Linked DNA regions of Homo sapiens: regions 2 and 3 are each linked to region 1. A link is an interaction called in ENCODE POLR2A ChIA-PET data of the cell type or tissue named here. Cell type or tissue: PC-9. All regions are shown on one strand.

What was found. Peaks named below come from ENCODE experiments on the same cell type or tissue, not always from the same donor. Only the 100,000 strongest peaks of a DNase experiment are listed, where the experiment ranks them.
Region 2: POLR2A ChIA-PET joins it to region 1 with 5 read pairs; 2 of 35 experiments call an interaction of 5 or more read pairs at or near these places.
Region 3: POLR2A ChIA-PET joins it to region 1 with 5 read pairs; 2 of 35 experiments call an interaction of 5 or more read pairs at or near these places.

What each region holds. Positions count from the first base shown.
Region 1 is chr3:57,528,794-57,531,293 of GRCh38, forward strand. The region is part of intron 2 of DNAH12 (dynein axonemal heavy chain 12); the gene reads right to left. It also overlaps the pseudogene RPS8P5. Among named protein-coding and RNA genes, the nearest start is that of DNAH12, 14 kb to the right of the region's middle. In PC-9, no CTCF peak of the experiment used is centred here; a DNase peak (open chromatin) is centred at 1,478; H3K27ac peaks cover 1,934 bases.
Region 2 is chr3:57,365,675-57,368,174 of GRCh38, forward strand. It overlaps DNAH12 (dynein axonemal heavy chain 12), which reads right to left. Exons shown (of 74, transcript NM_001366028.2): 56 at 2,372-2,500; 57 at 1,055-1,247. Among named protein-coding and RNA genes, the nearest start is that of ASB14, 74 kb to the left of the region's middle. In PC-9, no CTCF peak of the experiment used is centred here; no DNase peak of the experiment used is centred here.
Region 3 is chr3:57,217,738-57,220,237 of GRCh38, forward strand. It overlaps a transcript of HESX1 not described here. Among named protein-coding and RNA genes, the nearest start is that of APPL1, 8.7 kb to the right of the region's middle. In PC-9, no CTCF peak of the experiment used is centred here; no DNase peak of the experiment used is centred here.

The sequences.
Region 1 (2,500 bases):
GATTTTCAATTTCTTTTTTTTTGAGACGGAGTTTTGCTCTTTGTTGCCCAGGCTGGAGTGCAGTGGCATGATCTTCGCTCACTGTAACCTCTGCCATCTGGGTTCTAAGCAATTCTCCTGTCTTAGCCTCCTGAGTAGCTGGGATTACAGGTTCCCACCACCATACCAGCTAATTTTTGTATTTTTAGTAGAGATGAGGTTTCACCATGTTGGCCAGGCTGGTCTCAAACTCCTGACCACAGGTGATCCACCTGCCTCAGCCTCCCACAGTGCTGGGATTACAGGCGTGAGCCATCGCGCCTGGCCGATGAATGACCTTTTTAATGTGTCGTTGAATTTGTTTTGCTAGTATTTTGTTGAGGATTTTTGTATCAATATTCATCTGTGATACTGGCCTGCAGTTTCCTTTTTTTGATGTATCTTTGTCTGGTTTTGGTATCAGGGTAATACTGGCCTCAAAAAATGAGTTTGGAAGTATTCCCTCCTCCTCTATTTTTCAGACTAGTTTAAGTAGCATTGGTATTAGTTCCTCTTTAAATGTTTAATAGAATTCAGCAGTGAAGCCATAAGGGCCTGGGCTTTTTTTGCTGGAAGACGTTTTATTATGGCTTCAATCTCATTACGTTATTGGTCTGTTCAGGTTTTGGATTTCTTCATGGTTCAATCTCTGTAGGTTGTATTTGTCTACAAATGTATCCATTTCTTCTAGATATTCCAATTTATTGGCATACAGTTGCTCATCATAGCCACTAATGATCCTTTGAATTTCTGCAGTATCAATTGTAATGTCTTCTTTTTCATCTCTGATTTTATTTATTTGGATCCTCTCTCTTTTTTTCCTAGTCTGGTTAAAGGTTTGTCTATTTTGTTTAACTTTTCAAAAAAATCAACTTTCTGTTTCATTCATCTTTTGTATTGTTTTCTTCATTCCAATGTCATTTATTTCTCCTCTGATCTTTATTATTTCTTTTCTTCAGCTAATTTTGGTTTGGTTTGCTCTTGTTTTTGTCATTTGTTAAGATGCATCACTAGGTTATTTATTTGAAGTTTTTCTTCTTTGTTGATGTAGACACTTATAGCTATAAATTTCTCTTTTAGTACTGCTTTCACTGTATCCCATAGGTTTTCATATGTTGCATTTCCATTATCATTTGTTTCAAGAAAATTTTCAATTTCCTTCTTAATTTCTTCATTGACTCACTGGTCACTCAAAAGCATATTTTTTAATTTCCATCTGTTTGTATAGTTTCCAAAATTCCTCTTGTTATTGATTTCTAGTTTTATTCCATTGTGGTCAGAGAAGGTGCTTGATATTATTTCAAATTCTTTGAATGTTTTAAGTTCAATTCAAATTTTTTGAATGTTTAAGCTGGGCATGAGTCACCATGCCCAGCCAGTAATAAAACTCTACACACCTTGATTTCATCCCCCTGCTTTTTAACTTTTTGTTGTTTCTATTTATATCTTATTATACTTTCTATGTCTTTTTTTTTCTTGTTACAGAACAATAAACACCTTTATTACATAAGCAAATACAGAAAGGATGAGGATTTATTTGCCTTTCTGGGCCTTGATTTTCCAAAGATAAAACTCCAACTCCCAGGCCTCTAGCACATAGCCATCTGCTGGGCCACACTGCTCTGGCCTTGATGTGATACATGCCAGATGCTTGCCCTGCTGGAACTGCTCCTCCAGAAGACTGCTGATTTTGGCATTCTTTTTCCTTTCATCATATTTCTTCTAAATTTTTTTAGATTGTTTTTTGTTTAAAATCTCTTCCTCCTCAGGAGTCAGCTTGGCCCCCTTCTTGCAGCCCAGGGACAATGTATAGTGGGATTTTCACCACTGTCAGTAGAGTGTGCTGTCACTGAGCACGATGCAGTTCTTCAATAGCATCTTGGTACGGACCAGTTTGTTATTGGACACACTGTAGACAACATTGATGATCCTTGTTTTGCACCTACATCACTTGGAGCCCCAGGAGAAATTCCCCACATCCAGCCTCAAGGTACAGTATTTCTTGTTACGTCCCTGCACACAGACTGTGTGGACGCAGCGGGGGCCAATCTTGGTGTTGGCAGCGGGGCACTCCAGCTCATACTTCCACTTCTTGTGGGAGGGCTTACTCTTGCCCCTGTCTTGCAGCACTTGTGCCAGTTGTCACGAGAGCCCATTGCTCGACATCTGTACTATGTCTTGAAAAATTGTTATTGTTTTGATTGGTTCATCTTTTAGTCTTTCTACTTAAGAGTAGTTTACACACCACAGTTACAGTGTTATAATATTCTGTGTTTTTTCTCTGTACTTAATATTACCACTGAGTTTTGTACTTTCAGATGATTTCTTGCTGCTCATTAACATCCTTTTCTTTCTGATTGAAGTACCTTCTTTAGCATTTCTTGTAGGACAGGTCTGATGTTGATGAAATCCTTTAGCTTTTGTTTGTCTAGGAAAGTCTTTATTTCTCTTTCATGTTTAAAGCATATTTTTTCCAGATGCA
Region 2 (2,500 bases), 160 kb before region 1:
CCACAGAGATAATTACTTTAACATTGAAGTGTATTCCTTTCCAATCTTTTTTTATTCTTTTTATATATGTAGATAAATATCAATCTTTTTTTAAACAAAATATCACCTATTCTGGATATAGTTTTATATGCTGCTTTTTCCTTCTTTTGCTAAGCATTTTCTTATTAATATCTTGTGTGTGTGTACACATATATATATATATATAAATGTATTTCTATTTACGGTCATAGCATAGATTCCTAGGGGTGAAATTTCTGTCTCATTCAGGTACAAGTCAGAAGTCATGGTGTCAGAGGAATTTGAACCAGAGCAACTCCATCTTGAGCAGGGGGTGGGTAAAATGTGATTAAAACCTACTGGATTGCATTCCCAAACGGTTGGGCATTCTAAGTCACAGGATGAGATAGGATGTCAACACAAGAAACAGATCATAAAGACCTTGCTGATAAAACAGATTACAGTAAAGAAGCTGGCTAAATCCCACCAATACCAAGATGGCCACAAAAGTGACCTCTGGTCCTCCTCACTGCTACACCCCACCAGTGCCCTAACAGTTTACAAATGCTATGACAATGTCAAAAAGTTACCCTCTATGGTCTAAAAAAGGGAAGCATAAATAATCCCTTGTTTGGCATATAATCAAGAAATAACCATAAAAATGGACGACTAGCAGCCCTTGGGGCTGCTCTATGGAGCAGCCATTCTTTTATTCCTTTACTTTCTTAATAAACTTGCTTTCATTATACTCTGTGGACTCGCCCTGAATTCTTTCTTGCATGAGATCCAGCAACCCTTTCGTGGAGTCTGGATCGGGATCCCTTTCCTGTAACAATGGCAGGTAACCTGAACCCAACTGCCCATACTAAAAGCCCAATATAACACGGTTGGCTTATAACTTACTTGTTACAGATGGCTATTTTAGAGATTATGTGATTATTTATAGTAACAAAGTATAAAATTTGACAAAGTTTTAAAATATTCACAAAACATAAATATTAATGACCTACAAATATTCCTTTTTAAACCATCTAGAAGCATCTAAGAAAATACATACCTCTCCTTTGCAACAACAATACCTAGTAATTGATCTTCAAGTCCTTCTGGAGTTATCATGAAATTGAGCAAAGACACTTTTGTAGCCAGTTCTGGCATATAGTGCGGGTTTCTCAGTTTTGTGGTGATATAAAATTTGAAATCAAAGGAATACTCAATAATGACCTCACCAAGTCTGATGCAATCAATGCCACCTATATTTCAGAAAACAAATGCATAACAAGTGAGCTAGTTACATAGCCCCTCATGCTATGTACTTCTATGGCCTTGCCTAGGTTACAAATAAACGGTCCTAAAGTAATTTAAAATAGAAAACAGGGCCAGGCTCAGTGGCTCACACCTATAATACCAACACTTTGGGAGGCCAAGGCAAGTGGATCACTGGAGGTAAGGAGTTCAACACCAGCCTGGCCAACATGGTGAAACCCCATCTCTACTAAAAATACTAAAAAAATTAGCTGGGTGTCATGGTGGAACACACCTGTAATCCCAGCTACTTTGGAGGCTAAGGAACAAGAATCGCTTGAACCCAGGAAGCAGTGAGCTGAGACTGCACCACTACACTCCAGCCTGAGCATCAGAGCAAGACTCTGTCTCAAAATGATAATAATAACATACAGAAAACAGGAGTGGCAAAAGTCACAGACACAGCAGCAAGTAAGCAATTATACAGCAGGACTCTTTCTGGGTTAATATAGGACATTTTCTCTGGTTGTCATAGAGCTTTGTAAATCAAGATTTATTTTGAGCTTTCTTCCTCCATCAATTTTCAATCATGATTCTAAAATATATGTAAATGACTAAAGCTCTTAAAGGTAATAGCACTTGGCAGAGACAAATTTTTATAAACAGAAAGATATTAGCTGGACAATGTTTACCTAAACTCAACTCAGGCCCACATTCACCATCACTATTCATGGTGGCTAATTCCTGTAATCCCAGCACTTTGGGAGGCTGAGGGAGGAGGATCACTTGAGGCCAGGAGTTTGACACCATCACTATTCATAACAACAGACTTTTGGTGGTCAAGGGTCACAGGATAAAGCAATTTCAAGCTGGCTTCAACTTCTTTATGTTCTCTGACAGTCTAGATAACAGTGGTTAAGGCAATGAAGAGAGGGCAAGGTATTTATCTTAGAATACCTGGCTAAGGTTCATTCCTGATAGCTTGTTCCAAATTTCCTTTCACTCATAACAATGAGCCAGAAGTTCTGCATTATTAACATTATTATTAAATGTATGTAGTAGGCTTCTTTCATGCCTCCAAGATAATTCAATCATCTTTCAGTTCTACAGATTAATAGTAATTGCTTTATACCTTGTTTAAAAGTTTGTCTGAGTAGTAAAGGCTCCAAAGATGGATCCAGTTCTTCACCAACATTTTCTAATAGAAGTGGAGTTCCAAACTGAATACAGTTTTCCAATGTTCTCATATAGTCTGAATCTG
Region 3 (2,500 bases), 310 kb before region 1:
CCACCCCACACAAAAGCCCTCCTCATCACGCTTGGGCTCCAAACTGCACTCTCATGCAGGTGCCCTCTTCACCCCACTTTTGTTCCAACATCCGGCCACCAAACACCCTCTTTACCAATTTTGTGCTCTGACAACCCCCTCCACAGATGCCTCCTCATCTTCACAGGCTCTGAAACCTCACACCAGGCCACTCCTCTGTGGGGATGTCCTCCTCACACAGCTTGGACTCCAACACCCTGTTCTGGGCCCCCATGGCTTCTCCACTTTGTATCTACTCCTACTTTACCTGGCTGCACCTAATGGCTTTAAGGCTGCATTAGTATTCAGACAGGGAAGAGGAAAAACTATAAACCCATTTGTATTTATTTTTTAATTTTCATTTTTGGTTCAGGGGTACACATGTAGGTTTGTTACATAGTTAAACCTGTGTCATGGGGGTTTCTTGTACAGATCATTTCATCTCCCAGGTACTAAGCCTAGCACCCAATAGTTATTTTTTTCTGATCCTCTTCCTCTTTCTTACCTCCACCCTCAAGCAGGCCCCAGTGTCTGTTGTTGCCTCTTTGTGTCTATGTATTCTCATCATTTAGCTCCCATTTCTAAGTGAGAACATGTGGTATTTGGTTTTCTGTTCCTGCATTAGTTTGCTAATGATGATGGCCTACAGCTCTATCCATGTTTGGAAAGGACATGATCTCATTCTTTTTTTTTTTTTTTTTTTTTTGAGGTGGAGTCTCAGTCTTTTGCTCAGGCTGGAGTGCAGTAGCGTGACCTCAGCTCACTGCAACCTCTGCCTCCCGGGTTCAAGTGATTGTCCTGCCTCAGCCTCCCAAGTAGCTGGGATGACAGGCACCCGCCACCACACCTGGCTAATTTTTGTATTTTTAGTTGAGACGGGTTTTGCCATGTTGGCCAGGCTGGTCTTGAACTCCTGACCTCAGGTGATCCGCCTGCCTTGGCCTCCCAAAGTGCTGGGATTACAAACGTGAGCCACCATGCCCAGCCAATCTTACTCTTTTTTATGGCTGCATAGTATTCTGTGGTGTATATGTACCAAATTTTCTTTATCCAGTCTACCATTGATGGACATTTAGGTTGATTCCATGTCTTTGCTATTGTGACTAGTGCTGCAATGACCATTCACATGCATGTACCTTTATGGTAGAATGATTTATATTCCTTTGGGTTTGTACCCAGTAATATGATTGCTGGGTTGAATGGTAGTTCTGTTTTTAGCTCTTTGAGGAATTATCACACTGCTTTCCTCAATGACTGAACTAATTTACACTCCCACCAATAGTGTACAAGTGTTCCCTTTTCTCTGCAATCTCACCAGCATCTGTTATCTTTTTACTTTTTAATAGTAGCTATTCTGACTGTTGTTCCCCTCTTTGTGTCTTTGTATGCTCATCATTTAGCTCCGATTTGTAAGTGAGAATATGTGGTATTTGGTTTTCTGTTCCTGCATTAGTTTGCTAATGATGATGGCCTACAGCTCCCTACAGATGGTATCTCATTGTGGTTTTTATTTGCAGTTCTCTAATGATCAATGATATTGGGTTATTTTTCATATGCTCATAGGCCACATGTATGACATCTTCTGAAAAGTGTCTGTTCGTGTCCTTTGCCCACTTTTTCTTTTTTTTTTGAGACGGAGTCTTGCTCTGTCGCCCAGGCTGGAGTGCAGTGGCGTGGTCTTGGCTCACTGCAAGCTCTGCCTCCCAGATTCACGCCATTCTCCTGCCTCAGCCTCCCGAGTAGCTGGGACTACAGGTGCCCACCACCACGCCTGGCTAATTTTTTGTATTTTTAGTAGAGACGGGGTTTCACCGTGTCAGCCAGGATGGTCTCGATCTCCTGACCTCATGATCCACCCACCTCAGCCTCCCAGAGTGCTGGGATTACAGGCGTGAGCCACCGCACCTGGCCTCCTTTGCCCACTTTTTAATGGGGTTGCTTTTCCTTGTAAATTTGTTTGTTTCTTATAGATGCTGAATATTAGACCTTTGTCAGATGCATAGTTTCCAAAAATTTTCTCCCATTCTGTAGGTTGTCTGTTTACTCTGTTGATATTTTCTTTTGCTGTGCAGAAGCTCTTAAGTTTAATGAGATCCCATTTGTCAATTTTTGCTTTTGTTGCAATTGCTTTTGGCATTTTCATCATGAAATCTTTGCCTAATCCTATGTCCACAACGGTATTGCCTAGGTTTTCTTCCAGGGTTTTTGTAATTTTGGGTTTTACATTTAAGTCTTCAATCCATCTTTAATTGATTTTTGTATATGGCGTAAAAAAGGGTCCAGTTTCAATCTTCGACATATGGCTTGCCAGATAGTCCAGCACCATTTATTAAACAGGGAGTCCTTTCCCTATTGCTCGTTTTTGTCAGCTTTGTTGAAGATCAGATGGTTGCAGGTGTGCAGCCTTATTTCTGCGCTCTCTACTCTGTTCCATTGGTCTATGTACCTATTTTTGTACCAATACCATGCTGTTTTGGTTACT